Regions from separate parts of the Homo sapiens genome. Here region 1 is linked to region 2. A link is an interaction called in ENCODE POLR2A ChIA-PET data of the cell type or tissue named here. Cell type or tissue: K562. All regions are shown on one strand. Links, peaks and the distances in the headings refer to the core of each region. The heading gives the core; the rest is flanking DNA. Region 1 overlaps TANGO6 (transport and golgi organization 6 homolog). Region 2 overlaps VPS4A (vacuolar protein sorting 4 homolog A).

The links. Peaks named below come from ENCODE experiments on the same cell type or tissue, not always from the same donor. Only the 100,000 strongest peaks of a DNase experiment are listed, where the experiment ranks them.
Region 1: POLR2A ChIA-PET joins it to region 2 with 6 read pairs; 2 of 35 experiments call an interaction of 5 or more read pairs at or near these places.

The regions. Positions count from the first base shown.
Region 1 is chr16:68,859,727-68,870,902 of GRCh38, reverse strand. It overlaps TANGO6 (transport and golgi organization 6 homolog), which reads right to left. Exons shown (of 18, transcript NM_024562.2): 2 at 10,379-11,019; 3 at 7,842-7,958; 4 at 3,683-3,824. Among named protein-coding and RNA genes, the nearest start is that of TANGO6, 22 kb to the right of the region's middle. RefSeq lists a silencer at 3,983-4,142. In K562, for the core only: no CTCF peak of the experiment used is centred there; no DNase peak of the experiment used is centred there.
Region 2 is chr16:69,317,290-69,328,465 of GRCh38, reverse strand. VPS4A (vacuolar protein sorting 4 homolog A) reads right to left here. Exons shown (of 11, transcript NM_013245.3): 4 at 9,755-9,816; 5 at 9,524-9,643; 6 at 8,923-9,079; 7 at 8,177-8,325; 8 at 7,697-7,778; 9 at 7,196-7,415; 10 at 5,766-5,906; 11 at 1,527-4,258. The coding sequence ends at 4,157. COG8 (component of oligomeric golgi complex 8) reads left to right here. Exons shown (of 6, transcript NM_032382.5): 6 at 1-2,038. PDF (peptide deformylase, mitochondrial) reads left to right here. Exons shown (of 2, transcript NM_022341.2): 2 at 1-1,553. Among named protein-coding and RNA genes, the nearest start is that of PDF, 7.7 kb to the left of the region's middle. In K562, for the core only: no CTCF peak of the experiment used is centred there; a DNase peak (open chromatin) is centred at 4,084; H3K4me3 peaks cover 81 bases.

The sequences.
Region 1 (11,176 bases), core at 1,199-9,198, 460 kb after region 2:
AGGCTGCAGCAGGATAATCGCTTGAACCCAGGAGGCAGAGGTTGCAGTGAGCCGAGATCGTGGGCAACAAGAGCGAAATTCCGTCTCAAAAAAAAAAAAAGAAATTCATTGCCAGTAGACCTACACTAAAAGAAATGGCAACTAAAGTTCAGGCAGAAGGAAGTTTGCACTGAAATTTTGATCTACATAAAGAAATAAAGACCACCAGAAATGGCAAATATGCAGGTCAATATAAACCTGCCTCAAACCATTTTGGGAAAGAAACAAGGTATGAATAGATAACAACAAATATATACATGCACAAGTTGGGGGAACTCATAGGAAAAAGAGGGTTCTGATTTTCTTATAGTAGCTCTCAAATCTGCATGCCCTTAAGTGAGGTCTAACCCTTCTTGGAAAAGGAAGATGCAAAGACCTGTTTGTAAGGGACAACTTCTTATGGGTAACTGATCATTTGTTATTTCATTGGCCCTAGAAGCCACTGTGGGGAGAACTGAGGGGAGGCAATATTATAGCCACTCTAGACCAAATCTACCAACGTCTGCCAACCACACTGACCTCACTTTTGTCTGATGGGACCAAGGTACATTATGCCAGAAATGAAGTCAAGATTTATTCTTCTAGCTCTCTTCCTTCTTCCCCACATATCCAGCCCTTCGTTAAGTTTTGGCAACTCTCCTCCTTAAATATCTCTCAAACCCATTCATTTCTCTCCATTTCCATGACCACTGCATTAATCCAAGCCTCCGTGATTCCTCAGATGTCTGCCTTTTAACTGATCTCCCTGCTTCTGCTCTTACCCAATCCATTCTTCACAATACCTCCAGATAGATATTTCTAAACTGCAGATTTGATCATGTTCTCTCTTTCTTAAAACTGTTAATCGTTTCGCATCTCCCTCAGAATAAAGTTCAACATCCTGAACTCAGCCTATCAGGCCTCCCTGAGGTGGCCCCCAGCCACCATCCCCACTCACTGCGCACCACTCTACCTGCACTCTGCCCTCACTACTCTACCCACGTGGAGATTTCCTCAGAAGCACTATGCTCATTTCTACTTCAGTTCCTCATACATGCTACTCTCTCTGCCTATAACTATCTTCCCTCTCTCTTCAGCTAGTTAATTCCAACTCAGCCTTCAGGGCTCAGTTTAAATGCCATTTCCATAAAAAAAGCCACTAAGTTTGTGGTAAGTTGTTGCAGTAACAATAGGAAACTAACAGGCAGGGGATAAGGGAGATAAGAGACTGAACACACAAAAAAGGCAAAGTGTTCACCAGGATAAAAGTGAAGGGGATCCTTGGATGGCAGCTGAGTAGAAGGTAACCAGGATTGAGTAAAGCAAGTCAGAAGACCCAGAGAAAGATGTTTCCAAGAAGATAAAACTGATAGAATATCTGGTGGGTTTTTGTTTGTTTGTTTGTTTGACACAGGATATCGCTCTCCCACCCAGGCTGGAGTGCAGTGGTGTGATCATGGCTCACTAAAGCCACAAATTCCAGGGCTCCAGCAATCCTCCTGCCTCAGCCACCTCAGTAGCTGGAACCATAGGTGCGCACCACCACACCCAGCTAATTTTTGTATTTTTGGTAGAGATGGGGTTTCCCCATGTTGCCCAGGCTGGTCTCCTGAGCTCAAACTATCCACCTGCCTTGGCCTCCCAAAGTGTTGGGATTATAGGCATGAGCCACCATGCCCAGCCTATTTGATGTTTTTCAGTGTATTAAAAGGAGATTTAAACAAAAGAGGGACAGCTTGAGAAAAGATTAGTGATAAGCACATAGAAAACTAATCAGATGTACAAAAAAAAGATTAACTCCAGGAAGTACAAAAGATTATGTAAAAAAAGAAAGTAATCATAATATACAATATAGATCAGCTGTAAATAATAATCACAGAGTTACACTAATATAAACACTGAATATTGATCTAACCAAAACTGAGATATAAATATATTACGGAGATGTGAAAATAAAAATGTACTTGGGGGAATGATGGCAGTGTTATGAAAGAGAACAAGATCCTCTTCCACACATGGTGAGAGGTAGATACATGATGCCTGAAACTGAAAAAATTATGAATTCCCATATATTAGTTAGAAATATAGAAGTAAATGGCCAGGATCATGCCTGTAATCCCAGCACTTTGGGAGGCCGAGGTGGGTGGATCACGAGGTCAGAAGATCAAGACCATCCTGACTAACACAGTGAAACCCCATCTGTACTAAAAATACAAAAAATTAGCTGGGCGTGGTGGCAGGCGCCTTTAGTCCCAGCTACTCAGGAGGCTGAGGCAGAAGAATGGAGTGAACCCGGGAGGTGGAGGTTGCAATGAGCCAAGATCACGCCACTGCGCTCTAGCCTGGGTGAAAGAGCGAGACTCTGTCTCAAAAAAAAAAAAAAAAAAAAAAATAGAAATATAGAGGTAAATACCAGAAAAAACTCACTGAAAGAGTTCAAAGCAGTTGCTTCTAGAAATGGGAAATGGATTGGAATGATGCCGAGGACTGCTATTTTTCACTATAAGTCTCAGAGAACTATTTGACTTTAAATGATGTACATGTCTAATTTTCTCTAAAAAATAAAAAACATAAATTAAAAACTACTACCATGCTTAGCATTAACTTTTTTCCTATTAATGAGAACTTAGATAATATAATTAGGGAAATGACTCTAAAACTTCATCCCAAAGTTTGCATCTCAAAGGTATTTCTGGCTTCAAGAAAATTATTTTACATTTAACTTTTTTTTTTTTTTTTTGAGACAAGGTCTTGCTTTTTTTGTCCAGGCTGGAATGCAGTGCCATGATCATGGCTCACTATAGCCTCGAACTCCTGGGCTCAAGTGATCCTCCTGCCTTAGCCTCCCAAGTAGCTGGGACCATAGGCGGGCACCACCATACCTGGCTATTTTTTTTTTTTTTTTTGTAGAAACAGAGTCTTGCTATGTGGCCCAGGCTGGTCTTGAACTCCTGGCCTCAGACAGTCCTTCTGCCTCAGCCTCCCAAAGTGCTGGGATTACAGGTGTGAGCCACCACACCTGGCTTTATTATTATTATTATGATTATTGAGACAAAGTCTCATTCTGTCACCTAGGCTGGGGTGCAGTGGCACGATCTTGGCTCACTGCAACCTCCACCTCCAAAGTTCAAATGATTCTCCTGCCTCAGCCTCCCAAGTAGCTGGGGTTAGGCGCCCGCCGCCATGCCAGGCTAATTTTTGTATTTTAGTAGAGACGGGGATTCACCATGTTGGCCAGGCTGGTCTTGAACTCCTGACTTTAAGTGATCCACCTGCTTTGGCCTCCCAAAGTGCTGGGATTACAGGCGTGAGCCACCGCGCCCGGCCCACACCTAGCTTTATTTAACATTTACTTTAGGGTTTTTACTTCAATTTTCTGTGTAATGTTTTCCCCAGATAGTATAAATTATTTGAAATGGCTTACAATATTGTTCAATAAAATAGGCAGTGTATCACAAGTGTTTTAGGAAAAGAGCAAGAGAATTAGTTTCTTTGGAAAAGAAGCTCATTAACGGCCTCTAAGTTTAACCTGTTCAATCCCTGCAAGGATGGAGTTTAGTTTCAGTCAGGTTTTAAAGGTAAATACTAAAGACCAATAATTCACCTCAGACTCTGACTCAAAGGAAAACAGATACCAAAGTCACAGCAACATTTTATTTCTTACCACCTGCTCCTTCCAAAATGCCCCGGACTACTGCCTGAACACCATTAGGTCTCATTAACCTTTCAGAGAGCAGCTGTCCACATAGACGCCGAAGCCAAGCTGGGGCCCGACACCTCATCTGTGTCTTCACATCTGTGCAGGACTGAGAAAAAGAAGAAGGTGTGAATTCTGAATGTCACTGAAATAGATATGATGGCCGGGCGTAGTGGCTCATGCCTGTAAAAAAAAAAAAAAAAAAAAAAAAAGGAGAAATAGCTATGATATGCAGACTTATTTATTTATTTAGAGATGGAGTTTCACTCTTCACCCAGGCAGGAGTGCAGTGGCAAAATCTCGGCTCACTGCAACCTCCACCTCCCGGGTTCAAGCGATTCTCCTGCTTCAGCCTCCTGAGTCACTGAGATTACAGGCACGTGCCACTATGCCTGGGTACTTTTTGTATTTTTAGTAGAGATGGGGTTTCACCATGTTAGCCAGGCCGGTCTCGAACTCCTGACCTCAGGTGATCCACCCACCTCAGCGTCCCAAAGTTCTGGGATTACAGGCGTGAGCCACCGTGCCCAGCTAGACATTACTTTTTTTTTTTTTTTTGAGACGGAGTCTTGCTCTGTCGCCCAGGCCGGACTGCGGACTGCAGTGGCGCAATCTCGGCTCACTGCAAGCTCCGCTTCCCGGGTTCACGCCATTCTCCTGCCTCAGCCTCCCGAGTAGCTGGGACTACAGGCGCCCGCCACCGCGCCCGGCTAATTTTTTGTATTTTTAGTAGAGATGGGGTTTCACCTTGTTAGCCAGGATGGTCTCGATCTCCTGACCTCATGATCCACCCGCCTCGGCCTCCCAAAGTGCTGGGATTACAGGCGTGAGCCACCGCGCCCGGCCGACATTATTTTTTAAAAGTCCTGAGTCATACTGACAATTAACAGTGTGCTATACAGACTTCAAAAGAGCAACATTTTTTCCTTAAAAAAAAAAAAAACTTTACAAAACCTTCTTCTGCATTACTTTTAAGAAAGTAAAAAACAGTGAAAGTGAAAAATCAATGAAATTTCAAACTCAGAAACAGACAAACGCATCAGCAATTAAAATGTAGATCTTCGGAACACAAAGTTAATGCAAACAATCTCTGAATGTAGCTCTGACAAACAAATCCAGCTTCCAAGGAAGATTCTTATGAACGTTATTTGCCACTAAGAGGGTAGTTCACAACAGGGAGGGAGCATTCCAGCCCTTGCCTCTGTGGCATTAGCAACTCTGATTCCTGTGACACAGTTCAAAGAAAGAGTTGGATTTCTTTTTTTTTTTTGAGACGGAGTCTTGCTCTGTTGCCCAGGCTGGAGAGCAGTGGCACGATCTCGGCTCGCTGCAACCTCCGCCTCCTGGGTTCACGCCATTCTCCTGCCTCAGCCTCCTGAGTAGCTGGGACTACAGGCACCTGCCACCATGCCAGGCTATTTTTTTTTTTTTTTTGTATTTTTAGTAGAGATGGGGTTTCACTGTGTTAGCCAGGATGGTCTCGATCTCCTGACCTTGTGATCCACCCACCTCAGCCTCCCAAAGTGCGCCACCGCGCCCGGCCGGATTTCTTTTGTATTTCTTTCCTGCCCCAGTATGATCTGCAAGAAAGATAGTGGATTTCTTCAAGGACCCCTTTCTGGGAGTTCTGTGGAGCCACTGTGAATAAATAGACTTGGTGTCCCTTATTGCTGAGGGTGGAGTAAACTCACTTATTAGCTGGTTTTGGCATACACCTCTCAGCTCTTCTATCTCAGTTCCTCTTCTATCTTTTGAGAGTGAGTGCATATTTTGTTCTGCTTTTTCTTGTTGGGTACTTTTCAGAGGCCTATCCCCTGCAGAAGGTGCTGCAGTTTGAATGTTCTAGCCCTTATTTTGGGCTAGAACACTGATCATGTTGCTGTCAACCATTGCATTTTTTTTTTTTTTTTTTGAGACGGAGTCTCGCTCAGTAGCCCAGGCTGGAGTGCAGTGGCGCGATCTGGGCTCACTGCAACCTCCGCCTCCCAGGTTCAAGCAATTCTTTGCCTCAACCTCCAGAGTAGCTGGGATTACAGGCTCACACCACCACGCCCGGCTAATTTTTTGTATTTTTAGTAGAGACAGGGTTTCACCATCTTGGCCAGGCTGGTCTTGAACTCCTGACCTCGTGATCCACCCGCCTCGGCCTCCCAAAGTGCTGGGATTACAGGGGTGAGCCACCACGCCCGGCACCACTGCACTTAAGTATGTAAGCCTCAAAATTAGTAACAGAAATATTTCATCCTAACTCTCCTGTCCTCTCTCTTTTATTGAATTATTACCATTTACTGAGGGATTATGGTGTGCCAGGCACATCATAAGCAACTCCCATATAATCTCAAAAGGGACTTACAAGGAAGGCATTGTAATTATCCCTATCTTATGGGTAAGAAACCTGAAGAATGGAAAGGTTTACAAATTCAAACACCTGCACACGGGGGTTGAATGCCAGAGAGGCCTGATGGAAGGCTTACAGTAAGATTCTAAGGATGAGATGAAAATTACTCAATTAGGAGATATCTCTGTAGCCAGCTTCAGCTGGTCCTTGCTCCTGACCTACAGCTAATTCCTTTGGCTTCTCGCTCTTTTTCTTTTGTTTTTTTTTTAAAGACAAGATCTCACTCTGTTGCCCAGGCTGAAGTGCAGTGGCCCGATCACAGCTCACTGCAGTCTCAACTTTCTGGGCCTGAGGAATCCTCCCACCTCAGCTTCCAGAGTAGCTGGAACTACAGGTGCATGCTACCACACTTGGCTAGTTTTTTATTTTTTATCTTTTCTAGGGACAGGGGTCTTGCTATGTTGCCCACGTTGGCCTCAAACTCCTGACCTCAAGTGATCCTCCTGCCTCAGCCTGCCAAAGTGCTGGGTTTACAGGTGTGAGCCACAGTGCCTGGCTGGCTCCTCACTCTTTACACACCTAGATTCATAACGAAAATGTAGGTACTAAAAGCAAACAGACAATTCCATCTATATCATCAAATTAAATCATTTCAGATAAACTTTTTTTTTTTTTGAGACGGAGTTTTGCTCTTGTTGCCCAGGCTGGAGTGCAATGGCGTGATCTCATCTCGCTGCAACCTCTGCCTCTTGTGTTCAAGCGATTCTCCTGACTCAGCCTCCCGAGTAGCTGGGATTACAGGCATGCGTCACCATGCCCGGCTAATTTTGTATTTTTCGTAGAGACAGGGTTTCTCCATGTTGGTCAAGCTGGTCTCGAACTCCTGGCCTGAGGTGATCCACCCACCTTGGCCTCCCAAAGTGCTGGGATTACAGGCGTGAGCCACCACGCCCGGCCTCAGATAAACATTATTTTTAAGAAAACAAAGAAACTATCTTATCCCTAGCAGAATATATACTACTACATGTTTGAAACAAAGGAACTAAGAATAGAACCAATAATATATCTAGTTTTAATTTCTTGACTTCAAATACATTATCCATTCAAAGAATTAGTGTCCAGATAGTTGTGCTAAAAGAATGTTTTGTCAAACAGCAAATTTTAGTTAAAAAAAGAGAAGATCTAGTTTCAGAATGAATAAAATATATCTCACATAAAATTGCCATAAGTCTTTTTTTTGAGACTGAGTTTCACTCTTGTTGCCCAGACTGGAGTGCAATGGCATGATCTCGGCTCACTGCAACCTCCGCCTCCCAGGTTCAAGCAATTCTCCTGCCTCAGCCTCCCAAGTAGCTGGGATTGCAGGCATGCACCACCACACCCAGCTAATTGTTTTTTTGTATTGTTAGTAGAGACAGGGTTTCTCCATGTTGAGGCTGGTCTCGAACTCACGACCTCAGGTGATCCGCCCACCTCGGCCTCCCAAAGTGCTGGGATTACAGGCGTGAGCCACCGTGCCCAGCCAAAATTGCCATAAGTCTTAAAAAAAGTGATCATAATATTCTTGGGAAAAGTGTCCATCATTTCATTAGAGAAAAGGTCTTTTAAATTATCCTAAGGGTCAGCGTCATCTAGTTTTATAAATATCATTTTATGATCTAAAAGATGAAAAAAGGCTCAACTAGATCATTAAACAGGGAACTAAAGTTATTTAATTTTCCAGAAGAAGACAGCAAACCACACATTATCATTAATGAGTCACCCCCAAGAGTCCCTAGGCCTGAGTACCTGGGGTGGTCCTCCCTGGAGGATAAGCAGTTCCCGGACTGCTAAGGGCTGATAGACTTGATCCAGCATGTCTCTCAAGGCCCCCCTGGATAGGGTTCTCTCCTCTTCAGTTAGAACCTAAAAGAAATATGCACTTGGCTTTAGTGGAATTCAAACCAGGCAGACAATAGAAGGTAAAGTTTTACAACACTGTACAGAGATACTTGTGAGAGGAGCGGAAAGAAGGCTTCTATCCTCTCTTGATTTCCTTCCACATGGGGGAAGCTGTACTATTAAAACATTCCTGGTCCTCTCTCCATCTCGCTCACTCCACTTCTGGGCAGGTTATGAGACTGATCTTACGGCTGAGGATGGAGTAAACTCACTTACTGGCTGGTTTTGGCAAGCATCTCTCAGCTCATTCCTCTTCTGTCTTTTGACAGTGACTGCACATTTTCTTCTGCTCTTTCTTGCTGGGTATTTTTCAGAGGCATATCCCCTGCAGAAGGTGCTGCAGTTTTCCAGTGCGCCTTAAAATGGGTGAGTAGTGACAGTGTCTAATTCTGAAGAGCACTGTTTTGTCTCCTGCCAGGCGTGGTGGCTCACGCCTGTAATCCCAGCACTTTGGGAGGCCGAGGGGGGCGGATCTCCTGAGGTCAGGAGTTCGAGACCAGCCTGGCCAACATGGCAAAACCCTGCCTCTACTAAAAATACAAAAATTAGTCAGGCGTGGTGGTGTGTGCCTGTAATCCCAGCTACTAAGGAAGCTGAACCCGGGAGGCGGAGGTTACAGTGAGTCAAGATTGCACCACTGCACTCCAGCTTGGGCAACAGAGCAAGCCTCCATCTCAAAAATAATAAATACATAAGTAAGTAAGCAAGCTGGATATGGTGGCACATGCCTGTAATCCCAGCTACTCGGGAGGCTGAGGCAGGAGAATCTTTTGAACCCAGGAGGCGGAGGTTGCAGTGAGCCAAGATTGTGCCACTGAACTCCAGCCTAGGTGACAGAGCAAGGCTCCGTCTCAAAAAATAATAATAATAAAAATAAAAAAAAAATTAAAAAAAAATAGATGTCTCCATCTATAAGCTATATCCTCCAACTTTGCCTTTATGAGCAATAGAGGTAACATTGTTTATCTCTCTTACTCTTCTTAACTCTCTTTTAATTCATTTGGAACTTGGGCAGCAAAGAGGGGGTACAATTTTGGGGTACCCTTGAGCCATAACAGTACAGTTCTCCTTGGTGATTACTGCTCAGGGTCAAACAGTCAGGGTCCTGCCCATTACCGTTTCACATACTGAGGTATGGGTGCTACTTAGAACACAGCTATTGGTGGGACTTTGTCCAGCTTCATAATGTACACCCAGCATGTTTTCCCTCTGTCAACTCCTTCTCTTGCCGTCCTAGTTGGTTCTTTCTCTGTGTTTCCCTTTTCATTTCTCTCTCCTGCCTGAGATCCCTGGGCACAGTTTAGCCTCAGTAACAGTAATAAGACCTGTCAACCTGGGTCACACTACCTCAGGGAAGTGCAGGCAGGAGGTGCTGCTAGAAGTGTCAATACGCATAACCCTGCCGGAAGGAGGACGCACTCTGCTCCTATCACATAAAGGCCCCAGGGAGCTCAGAATTTCATGCCAACACTTGGATGATAGTGGCTTTTAGGCAAATGTTTATGAATGTAGGCAGGAGAGAGAAGAGAAAAGGAACAACGACAACGATGACACAGGCGGGTGACAGAGAAACGAGAACATTGTGAAACCTGGCTGTGGAGGCTGCGGAATCACTGCGCCTGGGGGCCGCACTGACCCTTGAGACATTTACATCTTAACGGCTTCTGCTGGCCAGTGCCTATGCTGATGCCAGTGGTCCTCTCATGGCGGGGGTAGTGCTTCCTGCTGCGTCATCCCTGTAAGTCTTATCTCCCCAGTCAGCATGTGAGTTATTTGAAGAAAAGGACCATGTCTTATGTGTCTATGATCTCCACAGCAACTTCTGTAGTCTGGATGCTCAACTGCTTACTGGACTGAGTGACAGCAAAAATGGGCATATACCCCTAACACCTAATAATAACAATGAACATTGACAGAGTTCTGCAGTGTACCAGGTGCTCTATATGTGTTATTTCATTTAACCCTCCCAAGCATTTAATGAGGGAGCCATGATACTAATATCAGTAGGAATTATCACTACTAGAGATTGGGCCAGATACTTGACACACATTATCCTTAATCCTCACAACCACCTTCCGAGGCAGGTATTATGATACACATTTTATAGAAGAAGAAACAGAGGCTCAAAGAAAAACAGCCTGCTATAGCTGTTTCCCAAAATGACAAGGGACAGGTGAAATGGACTCTACAGGTGTGCAAAGGACGAGAACCCAATAAATGAAACTTGCGCCCACCCCCAAAAGATTCATTTATCCATTGGATATGCTTTGGCATATCCAGTTCTGAAGAACTAAGAGTTGCCTTTTATAACAACTATCCACAAATATATACACACATTCATACACACACAATCTCTCCCTCTCTCTTTCTCAATGTATATTTACCTCTTCTGCAGGTGTTAGCAGTTTTCTTTTGGTTGGGCAGAATCCCAGTTGGCACAGACCTGCTGCGATATCCCCAAAGTGGTGGCAGAAGATCAAGCTCCCCAGAGATGTGTGCTGAGCAACATTCAGAAGGGCCTTGCAGCTGGTGTACAGTCTTCGAGTTGCATCGGGGGCAGCATCAAAACACACCACGTCTTGAACGACGGCACCAAATTCAGTTCTATATCTCAAAGGGACTCCAACACCAGGCATGAGATAGGGGCAGATACCCAAGGTAACTACAAACTGCAAAACGAACTGGACAGTCTTCTGTTGTGAGATACTAAGTGCATCGGGGCTCAGGGCAGGAGCAACTTCCGGAGTCCTAGGGTTGGGTTTACCTGGATTGAAATTAGCTGCAAGGCGGATCATGGTTTCCTTCAAGCACAAAAGCAACAACAAGGTTTGAGAGGTAAAACTCCAAGTGACATCCACAGAGTTTTGTGGCCATTCTGCCTTATCAGCAATTTCATCTCTTAGGAGTTTCAGATTCTTCCACTGAGGATCCTTCAGAAACTTGTCCTCCAAAGCAGACAGGTTAGATTTTAAAGTAGCCAACAAGACATCATGTTTTGTGACCTGTAGTGAACTTGAGCCCGAGCCTTTTGAAGAAGAAAAAAAGGAGAGTTTATACACATAGAAAACAAGCTGCACTTCCCCCTGTGGAATGCCCTGCCTACTCCAGTTCATCCTCGCAGGCCGGGCGCCACTGTCACTGGCTCTGGAAAGCCTCCCCCAGGGGTACCAACCCAGCCTATG
Region 2 (11,176 bases), core at 728-8,727:
TTTTGCTGCTGAGATCCCTAGAGCAGCTGGTTCTTGGCTCATTCTTGGGGTAGAGGCCGTGGATCAGGGCTGGGGGCAGGGGTGACAATTGAGAAGTGCACTGAGCCCTTTCCTGTTAACAATTGGGCATAGAAAGCAGGATTAGTACTTCCTGGTTATACACTTATTTTGTAAAAATAGAATTAATATCACAGCAACCAATGTGTAGGTTTAAGAAAGTGGCCAGGTGCAGTGGTTCACGCCTGTAATCCCAGCACTTTGGGAGGGCGGGGCGGGTGGATCACGAGGTCAGGAGCTCAAGACCAGCCTGGCCAAGATGGTGAAACCCTGTCTCTACTAAAGATACAAAAATTAGCCGGGCGTGGTGGCGAGCACCTGTAATCCCAGCTACTCGTGAAGCCAAGGCAGAGAATTACTTGAACCCAGGAGGCGGAGGTTACAGTGAGCTGAGATCACGCCACTGCACTCCATCCAGCCTGGGCGACAGAGCGAGACTCAAAAGTATGATTCTGGCTGTAGAGTTTTCTTTTTTTCTCTGTCTCAAAAAAAAAAAGTGTCAGCTTTGTCTTGTCAAGAGGTGAAGGAACTTGTTTTATTCTTTTATTTTTTTTTTAAGATAGAGACGGGGGTCTTACTATGTTGCCCAGGCTGGCCTCAAATTCCTGGTCTCAGGCAATCCTCCTGCCTCGGCCTCCCAAAGTGCTGGGATCAGTTGTGAGCCACACTACCCAGCCAAACTCCAGTTTTAGTTAAACTGTTTCACCTCATTTTTATGCTGAGTTTTGTAAAGTAGGTATTCTTGCTGAACAGAGTCCTGAAAATCAAACTATACAAGTAGTAGGAAGTCCATTAAGCTGTTTAGAGGAAAAAGTGTTATAAATGGCAGTTAAATGAACCCAGGAAAGACCCATCCTCCTTTGTGGCTTTCTCTGAGGCCCCATGAGGCCAAGCAGAAGCAAACTGGCTCTAGGTGCAGCCAGACTTTGAAAAGGAATCCCGGCCAGGCTTGGTGGCTCATGCCTGTAATCCCAGCACTTTGGGAGGTCAAGGCAGGCAGATCACCTGAGGTCAGGAGTTCAAGACCAGCCTGGCCAACATGGCGAAACACTGTTTCTACTAAAAATATGAAAATTAGCTGGGTGTGCTGGTAGGCGCCTGTAATCACAGCTACTTGGGAGGCTGAGGCGGGAGAATCGCTCAAACCTGGGAGGCAGAGGTTGCAGTGGGCTGAGATCTCGCCACTGTACTCCAGCCTGGGCGACAGACCAAGGCTCTGTCTCAAAAAAAAAAAAAAAAAAAAAAAAAGGGAATCCCAACCAGATACTGGTGCAAGGTCAGAGATGCAGCCAATGGGGAGATTTGTAGAAAGCTCATAGATGCTAAAAACATGGGTCTTTAGGAAAATTAGAATTCAGCTGAGCCTCCTTTCATTTGGACAATGTTCAGAAGCTCTTACAGGGGGCTATGGCAATCTTTTGATGCTTCTTATAGCTTTCTGAGGTTAACGCTTTTGTGGTGGGCATCGGTAGCAATAAAATGCAAACTTTATTGCATTTCCAGTAAAATCTCTCCCACTTTGAGCAGGAAGCACTCACAAAAAACGCATATACATGTCAACGTTGTGAGCTCATCAGAGTTTTAGAAATCAACTTCCACAGTGAAAGCCAATGTAGGCAGAAGGTTTATAACAGAATCCCCAGGCAGAGAAGTGAATTTCAGAGCATTTCAGGGAGGAAACTCCTCTGCACATGTCAGCATGTTTAACATCGATGATGGCAGGTTGTGTGCTGGCAGCCAGAGTCTGAGGCCACTGTCCAAAGTTCAGCGTCAGTGGTTCCTGTTGCTGGTCATGGAGAGAGACAACTGGAAAGTCAGGTGTCTTCACGCTCTAACTAGAGCACAGGGATGGACCATAGCCATGCTAACCTTTGTTAACCCCTAGGACTTGTCAAGGTGTTTAAGCAGTAGGAATGAGGAAACAACGTTCTGATTCAAGTAAATGTAACTAGAAGTAAAAATTTAAAAACTTGTAAGCTCACTAAAGTGAAGCTCTGCAGACACGGTTCATATCCTGGTGGCTGAGGGCACATAACCAAGAACTTACACAAGCACCCCCAAGCCACAAAGATCCCAGCTGCTATGGTTGAGGGGTAACCTGCCAGCACTGGAGCCAAGTGTTGGAGCTACTGATCCAAAGTTAGCTCACTTCTGCAGAGGCTCTGAACCAGAGCAAAGAAATGGCCCAGTGCAAGCCCAGTGTGAGCCAAGAGTTGGCCATGTAATCAGTTCTGGCCCAACCAGGTTTGAAAGGTAGAGGAGCAGTACTGGGTTTTGGAGAGGGAAGGTTGGAACAAAGCCCTTTGCAGGCTATAAGCTTCATTTACTAGGCCAGGTCTTTCTGTGTGAATGTGCTTTGACTTTGGTCTGTTTATATGCATGGGGTAAACGTGGGACAGCCTCTGCAGCTTCACTGCCTGCCGGACGTGGGTCCAGGGCTGCCAGCTCTGGGTCCTTGGTCTGTTGGGGGTCGCAAACTGAAATGGCCATGGGGCTATCTGGGCAGGCAACACAGATGAGTGGGGATGGGGGACCCCTTCTGTACAGAGCAGCCTCTACTTAGTGGCCGCTGACAGGCTGCCCCATGAGGACGCAGGCCCAACATTACCTAATTTAATCTTCTAGAAGTCAGAATTCTGAATTTTTATGTCAACTCTCGACTTTTTTTTTTTTTTTGAGACAGAGTCTTGCTCTGTCGCCCAGGCTGGAGTGCAGTGGCGCGATCTCGGCTCACTGCAAGCTCCGTCCCCCGGGTTCACGCCATTCTCCTGCCTCAGCCTCCCAAGTAGCTGGGACTGCAGGCGCCCACCACCACGCCCGGCTAATTTTTTTATTTTTAGTGAGACGGGGTTTCACTGTGTTAGCCAGGATGTTCTCGATTTCCTGACCTTGTGATCCGCCCGCGTCGGCCTCCCAAAGTGCTGGGATTACAGGCGTGAGCCACCGCGCCCAGCAACTCTCGACTTTTAAATGTTAGCGGCCCAAAGTGCTGGGATTACAGGCGTGAGCCACCGCGCCCAGCAACTCTCGACTTTTAAATGTTAGCGGCAGACCAAACCAAACAAACACAGCTGCAGGACGGGTCTGGTACGCAGGGCTCCCACTTTGCAGTCTCTGATCTGTAGGCCGAACAACGGCAAGAACTGTCTGGATCCCACAAACATCCCCAGCCAAACTTCTGAGGCCTTAAGGGGAGGAGGCCTTGCACACCTGACTGGAGAACAGGCCTAAGAACTGCAGTGTTCTGTTTCCTGCTCTGCTTTAGAAAAGAGAGGAGACAGAAAACCAGAGGGTCTTTTAATTGGAAGCAAGGGTGGCCCTTCAGAGTCTCAGTTAAGAGTCAAGGAAAGATGAGATCACTTGGGTAGCTCAAGAAGGGAAAAGGATTTATTAGACCATTTCCAGGACAGGGACCCAGGGGCAGTGGCTGGGTTCAGTGTTCTCACGCTCAGAGGAAGAAAAGGCAGTGGTGAACACCCGCCTGACTGCCTTACCCTGATCTAAACGACACCATCTCCTCCCCCAAGGAAGACACAGCCCTGGATGTGAACCTAGGAGGGTGGGAATGGCTTATGTCACTCGGTCTTTGAGGCAGAGCTTGGGCTGGGGTTGCAGGGGCATCAGCCAATCTGCTCTCAAGGAGCAAAACTTGGGCGTAAAAGGAACGGGCAGTGGGGCTAGCCGGCTGTCTGGAGGTCTGGGTGACCTGGCAGCACGGCTGCTTCTCCCCCGCCACCCCGCCCCACTCCTTGACACTTCCAGGTGATTTTATCTTTATAAATAAGATGAAAATCCAAGCAGCATTAATTTAGGGGAACAAAAGATGGAAAAAAAAGGGGGGGAGGCAGAAGGAGCTGATGAGCATCCAGGAGAGGAGGAAGTAGGAAGAGCAGTGTCCACTGTGTGCCCCAGGGCAGTGGAGTGTCTCTGTGGCTGCAAGGCCCTTCCTTCTGGCTCCCTGGCAGACGGCCAGACAGCAGAGGGAACTCTGTATTGACTGGGACAAGCCCTGGAGCCCTGTCTGGCTGTTGACATGGGGAGTGCCTGGATTTGCCCCAATCAACCTCCCACCTTCACCATTGCCCAAGTGAAGCAGCTTTTAACTCTCTTGCCCAAAGTCCTCTGAGAATTTCTTCACTTTCAGGAGGTCGTCTGCATTCACCGTGGGCCGGGTGGTGGCCAGAGACCGCAGCATGTCCGACTGTGAAGGCAACAGTATGTGCCTGAGCAGGAGCCAGGCTCCAGGTCCCCAACCTCCCCTCAGCACACAACAGGCGCAGCTGAGGGTGGGAAGAGGTTTGCCTTCAAGGCCACCCCAGAGGCCTGCTTGAATCTGCCTATGGCAGGGACCCTCTTCCCTCTCGAGGCAGCTCAGATGGGCCTCCTCCTGGTCTGAGAATCTAAGCTCCATCATCTCATAACTCCCCTTACGAACTTGCTTTCTTTTTTTTTTTTTTTTTTTTTGGAGACGGAGTCTGTCACCCAGGCTGGAGTGCAGTGGCATGATCTCGGCTCACCGCAACCTCCACCTCCTCGGTTCAAGTGACTCTCCTGCCTCAGCCTCCCAAATAGCTGGGACTACAGGCACGTGCCACCACACATGGCTGATTTTTGTATTTTTAGCAGAGACGGGGTTTCACTATGTTGGCCAGGCTGCTCTTGAACTCCTGACCTCAGGCGATCTGCCCGCCTCGGCCTCCCGAAGTGCTGGGATTACAGGCGGGAGCCACGGCGCCCGGCCAGGAGCCTTCTTAGCTGCACACCCCCAACACCAGCCACAAGGGCAGACCCTTGCCAGGATGGCACGGGCCAGGCTATGCAGGTGAGGCGCTGCCTTTGCAACTGCGTCACAGTCTTGACACATTCACTGCCTCACTGCACCGCAAAGCCAAACCCATGGATTGACGTCATATTATCTGGACCTGACTTTACTTGCTAAAGAATATAAAATGCAGGCTAGGTGTGGTGGCTCAGCTCATGCTTGTAATCCCAGCACTTTGGGAGGCCACGCTGAGAGGATCACTTGAGCCCAGCAGTTTCAGACTGGCCTGGGCAACACTGTGAGGCCGTTTCTAAAAAAAAAAGGAAAAATTAGCTGGGCATGATGGTGTGTGCCTGTTGCTACTCAGGAGGCTGAGGTCAGAAGATTGTGTGAGCTCGTGAGGTCAAGCCTGCAGTGAGCTATCACTGCACCACTGCATCTAGCCTTTCTCTGTATGTACAAAATGCTAATGCTGCCACCTGCATTCTGGGCCCCCAGTGAGTGTAATGCCAGCTTCCCTGAGCTACAAAGGCCATTCTCAACAGCCCAGGACATAGAAGAAGACTATTTTTTATTTTTGAGACGGAGTCTCACTCTGTCACCCAGGCTGGAGTGCAGTGGCCCAATCTCTGCTCACTGCAACCTCTGCCTCCCGGCTTCAAGCGATCCTTCTGCCTCAGCCTCCTGAGTAGCTGGGACTACAAGTGCACACCACCACACCCGGCTAATTTTTGTATTTTTAGTAGAGACAGGGTTTCTCCATATTGGCTAGGCTGGTCTCGAACTCCTAACCTTGTGATCTGCCCACCCTGGCCTCCCAAAGTGCTGGGATTACAGGCGTGAGCTACCATGCCTGGCCTGGAGAAGACCGTTTTTATTCTGGACCCAAACCCTCAATTTTCTGGGCTCTGTGCAGCCCTCTTCCCTCCCCTGTCAAGTCACTTACCATGCAAACCACAGGCTCTAAGAGTTTGTCCCCAGGGACATCCATCCAAGTCATCTCCATGGCTCCTGGGTCCCCTGGTGAGCATGGAGTCAGGAGGTCATCAATCATCATGCTGGGGTTGGTGCGAGAGGGGCCACAGACCTGAAACCAAATGGATCTGACTGGGGCAGCTGCCCCTCAGTGTCAGAGGGGCTCGACCCCTCCGGTCTCTAAGGAAGTCCCAAAGAGAATGCTCTGTGGGTCCCTAGCATCTGAGGAGGACGGGCTCCTTCAGAACTCGGGCTGGGTGGTCCGAGCGACTCATGATTTGCATGGGACTCTGGCAATCTGTAGCCCCAATGCCTTGATGTCTTCCTCATTAACACTGTCACGTCTCACCAGGAATACAGTGACATTAAAAGTGTGATATGGTTTAGCTGTGCCCCCACCCACATTTCAACTTGAACTGTATCTATCTCCCAGAATTCCCACATGTTGTGGGAGGGACCCAGGGGGAGGTAACTGAATCATGGGGGCTGGTCTTTCCCGTGCTATTCTCGTGATGGTGAAGTCTCACGAGATCTGATGGGTTTATCAGGGGTTTCCACTTTTGTTTCTTCATTTTCTCTTGCCACCAGCATGTAAGAAGTGCCTTTGGTCTCCTACCATGATTCTGAGGCCTCCCTAGCCATGTGGAACTGTAAGGCCAATTAAACCTCTTTTTCTTCCCAGTCTCGGGTATGTCTTTATCAGCAGCATGAAAATAGATTAACACAAAGTGGTTTTCCAACTGAAGTCCGCTGCCTTGGCAAAACATTCCCCCAATGTCCACAAGGCTCATTCCCTCACACCTTCACCTCCTGTCTCAGGCATCACCCCAGTGCCATCTGCCCTTCCCTCCATGCCCGAGACACCTCTCTCCTAACCCTGCTCCATCTCCATCCTCTGAGACACTCACTGACTGTGTTGACTGTCTCCCCACCAACAACGGAAGGTCTAGGATTTTTGTCTGTTGGTCACTCATATCTTCCCAGCACTTAGGACAGGGCCGGGCACACAGGAGGACCCACAGCAAATACTCAGCAGAGATCTGCTGAATGAATAGACAGGTCTTCCTGGTCATTTTATATCCAACACTTTCCAAACACTGATTTGGTGTCCACCCCGCACAAGAGCACACAGTGCTGACGGAGGAGGCCGCAGCAGGGTTAAGACAGTAAAGTGGCCCTGTCCTCTGCTTTCACACACCCTGAGATGGCCACACTCCAGAAGAGCTGCAGGGAGGGGACAGTGGGTGCAGCCCCCATGGCACTGGCCCTCGGCTCTCCAGGAGGCCTCAGAGACTGTGTCACCTGAGCAGCCGGGGAGCAGGACCAGGAGCTGGGAAAAAAAAAACCGAACATCCCGCTCTTACTATGAGATTTTTCTCAGCAGTGGCCGCGGGCACTCACCTTTTTGAAGTGTGTGGCCGACTGCACCTTCCTCACGGGCTGCATGAGAGAGTCCCGCACGATGATGCTGATGTCCGCGCCCGAGTAGCCTTCCGTCTTCCGGGCCAGCTCGTGGATGTTTGCATCCGTGAGGTTGTGGGGAGTGCTCCCGAGATGCAACCGGAACATCTGGGCGCGGGCAGCTTCCTCCGGCAAGGGGATATAAATTCGTTTTTCAAACCTAGAGAGCCCAGCACACGGCAGGAGTTGACAGCGGATGATGGAATGGTATTCACGGAAGGGGAGGCACGAAGATTTGAGTGAAACGGACGCATTTCATGGGCCAGTGATGCTGGCGGCACATCCTCAACAAGCCAGCCTCACAAAGGGCTCTGCTTGGCAGGCAGACGGGAAGACTCCAGGGAAAAGGGGCCAGGCTGCACCCGGGCTGCCAGCAGCAGGCGGACCGTGACCATGGTGGGAGGAAGCCTCCAGCCCTGGCTTCTCCTGGGGAAGACTCACCTCCTCCTGATGGCCGAATCCAACACCCATGGGATGTTTGTGGCTCCAAGAACCAGAGTCCCATCATTGTTATTCCCCACCCCTGTGGAGAAAGGGAGACAAAGACTCAGACTCTGGACACCTGCACGGGTCAGTTGAAACCTGGGGACAGACCCCGGGGGCTTTGTGTGTCAGCAATTGAAGCCATCCCTGTGCCACCCACCACTGGCAGGGTCCCAAGTGAGATTAAACCACATCTTGGTCTGGCTGTGCCAGGTGAGACCTATGGCACTGCCTGCCATGGGAGGGGTGGAGTGGCCCGTGAGGCAGAGGCCTCAGGCACCTCTTGGGAATTGAAGTCCACCCGTGCCCTGAGGGGCTGGAGCTGGGGAGTGCCTCTCCGAGGCTGAGAACAACCAAATCCAGCCGCAGCTCAGAATAAAGCCCAGGGTTGGCTTCAGGTGCAACAAGAACCAAGGGGGCCCTGGGCCCGGCACACACCCTGCATCTGGACCAAGAACTCCGTTTTGATCCTCCGGGCGGCCTCACTCTCATTTTCATTTCGGGACCCGCAGAGGGAATCCACCTCATCGATGAAGATGATGGAGGGCTTGTGCTGCCTGGCCAGCTCAAACAGGTTCTTGACCAGCCTGTGAAGGTGAGAAAGGGGGTGAGGACAAGACGTTCACGTCCGTGCCCGCCTGGGCTCCCGGCACTTCCCTCTTCTCACCCTTCCCACAGGGAGGCGCAGGCCACGGTCATGCCGGAATTGCGGAAAACGTGGTGGTGAGGAGCCCTCGGGCCACACTGCACCAAGAGGAGGAGCACACCTTGGTGTCAGCCCCAAACGCAGAGCCTCAATCCCAGGAGCCCCATGCGCTAGCTCTGCACTTACAACACGTCAGTCCCCTTCTTCCGAGCCCGTCTCATCACACGCAAAACAGGAGTCAGTGTGGGGAACCATGTCCCCCACACACTGCCCCAACAGGGACCGCAACCCAGACCCCAAAAATATCCTCACTTCCTTTCCCTTCTCTTGTGGAGCACTTCACCTCTCCCAGGTCCCTTCCACCTTCACTTGTCTTTGTTGGGACTGTGTCCCAGCCGATAAGCTAGCGACACACTGCTCTTGGGTACCCTCCCTGAAAACCAAACCACTCCTCTGAGAGGTGACTCCACAGGGTGGGCCGCTGGGTCACTAGCAGTGCCGGGGCTGCTGGCAGAGCATGGCCTGGTGGCCGACTTACTTTTCACTCTCCCCCAGCCACTTGGACATCAGATCTGAGGAGGACACAGAGAAGAAGGTGGAGTTGTTGGCCTCTGTTGCCACGGCTTTGGCCAGGTAGGATTTCCCTGTGCCAGGGGGTCCGAACAGCAGAATCCCCCGCCAGGGGGTGCGCTTGCCTGCAACAGAGAACCACAGAAGTTAGGCCTCCTGACTGGGGAAAGGAATAGGAAAAGCAGAGGGTCTCGAGTCCCATACATACAGTAAAACAGGGCATTCTGTGAAACAACGGACTCTACTGGCAAACAAGTGATGGGAGCTACATTCCCTGCTGTGCCCTGTGCTATGACCCCATGACCTTGCACAGTGCCCCTGCTATGACCCCATGACCTTGCACAGTGACACCGGCTGGCACTGCTTCCTGATCCTGCCCCCACCCTGTGACGTGATCGTCATCTCATAGCTCCAGCCACAGCAGTGTTGTGGACACCAGCGAGCAGCCAGGCCTGGCCCTCTGCAGGCCCCGGGGGCTGAGTCGCCACTGACTCCCGGGTGCCTCGGAGTGCCAGCCCTGCGGAAGCCTGGAATTTTTACATTGGGGTTTGAAATGGCTCAACTCTCACCTGTGAACAAGTGTGGGAATTTGATTGGCAAAATGACAGCTTCTTTGAGGGCCTCCTTGGCCCCCTCCAGCCCGGCCACGTCGTTCCACCGTATGTTGGGCTTCTCCATCACGACGGCACCTGCGAGAGGGAGGCCGGCCCGGGCCCGGGCCCGGCCAAGGGGCATGAGCCAACCCAGCAGCGGACCCACTCTCATCCCCTGCCGCTGCCACAGGGCCGCGAGCCACTTACCCATCAGCTGTTCTTGCAGTTTCTTTTTCTCCGGATTATCCCCTTCACTGTCACTGTCACTGCTGGGAAGGGAGACGGAAAGTCACAAGCTGGCCCTTCAGCCTGGAGCACAGAGGTGCTCCCAGCAAGTCCAGGCTCCGCTGCCTGCACACTGGTTAAGGAACGAAGCCTTCCTGGCTTAACAGTGCCGTGTGACTCAAGCAAGTACTTCAGGGACATTTGGGCCAATGCTCTCAGCAGCTCACTTCAGGACCCCCCCAGCAAACACTCCTATAACCCGCCCTGTTTCTTCGCGGAGCAGATGGGAATCCGGGTCGGCCCTCTCCTGAAGGCCGTAAGGGAAATGTGCTTCAGCTGGACTTAAAGAGCAGCCCAGGCCAGGTGCGGTGACTCACACCTCATACTCTGGGAGGCCACCTGCAGTGGCTCTCACAGCCCAGGCTGGGTGCGGTGGCTCACCCCTGTAATCCCAGCACTCTGGGAGGCTGAGGCGGGAGGATCGCTTGAGCCCAGGAGTTTGAGACCAGCCTGGGAAACAGCGAGATCTTGTCTCTACAAAAAACACAAAATTAGCCAAGCATGGTGGCACGCACCTATGGTGCCAGCTACTTGGGAGGCAGAGGTTGCAGTTAACCAAGATCGCACCACTGCACTCCAGCCTGGGAGACAGTGAAGCCCTGTCTGGGGGAAAAAAAAAAAAAAAAGCCAGTCAAACAATGCAGCTGCCAGAAGCTTCTTTTTTTTTTTTTTTTTTTTTTGAGATGGTGCCCAGGTTGGAGTGCGATGGCACAATCTCCATCTCAGCTCACTGCAATCTCCGCCTCCCGGGTTCAAGTAATTCTCTGAATTCTCTGGCGTCAGCCTCCCGAGTAGCTGGGATTACAGGCACATGCCACAATGCCTGGCTAATTTTTTTTTTAAGACAGAGTCGCACTCAGTCGCCCAGGCTGGAGTGTAGTGGCTCGATCTCGGCTCACTGCAAGCTCCGCCTCCCGGGTTCACGCCATTCTCCTGCCTCAGCCTCCTGAGTAGCTGGGACTACAGGTGCCCGCCACCACGCCCGGCTAATATTTTGTATTTTTAGTGGAGACGGGGTTTCACCGTGTTAGCCAGGATGGTCTCAATCTCCTGACCTCGTGATCCGCCCGCCTCGGCTTCCCAAAGTGCTGGGATTACAGGCGTGAGCCACCGCGCCCGGCCTATTTTTTTGTATTTTTAATAGAGACGGGATTCACCATGTTGGCCAGGCTGGTTTTGAAATCCTGACCTCAAGTGATCTGCCCGCGTTGGCCTCCCAAAGTGCTGGGATTACAGGTGTGAGCCACCATGCCCCGCACCAGAAGCTTTTTGTAGAGACTCAGGGACAGCATGTGCCCCTGACTCCAAAGCAGCCACTGCCGAAGGACAGAGGAGAAAGCAAAA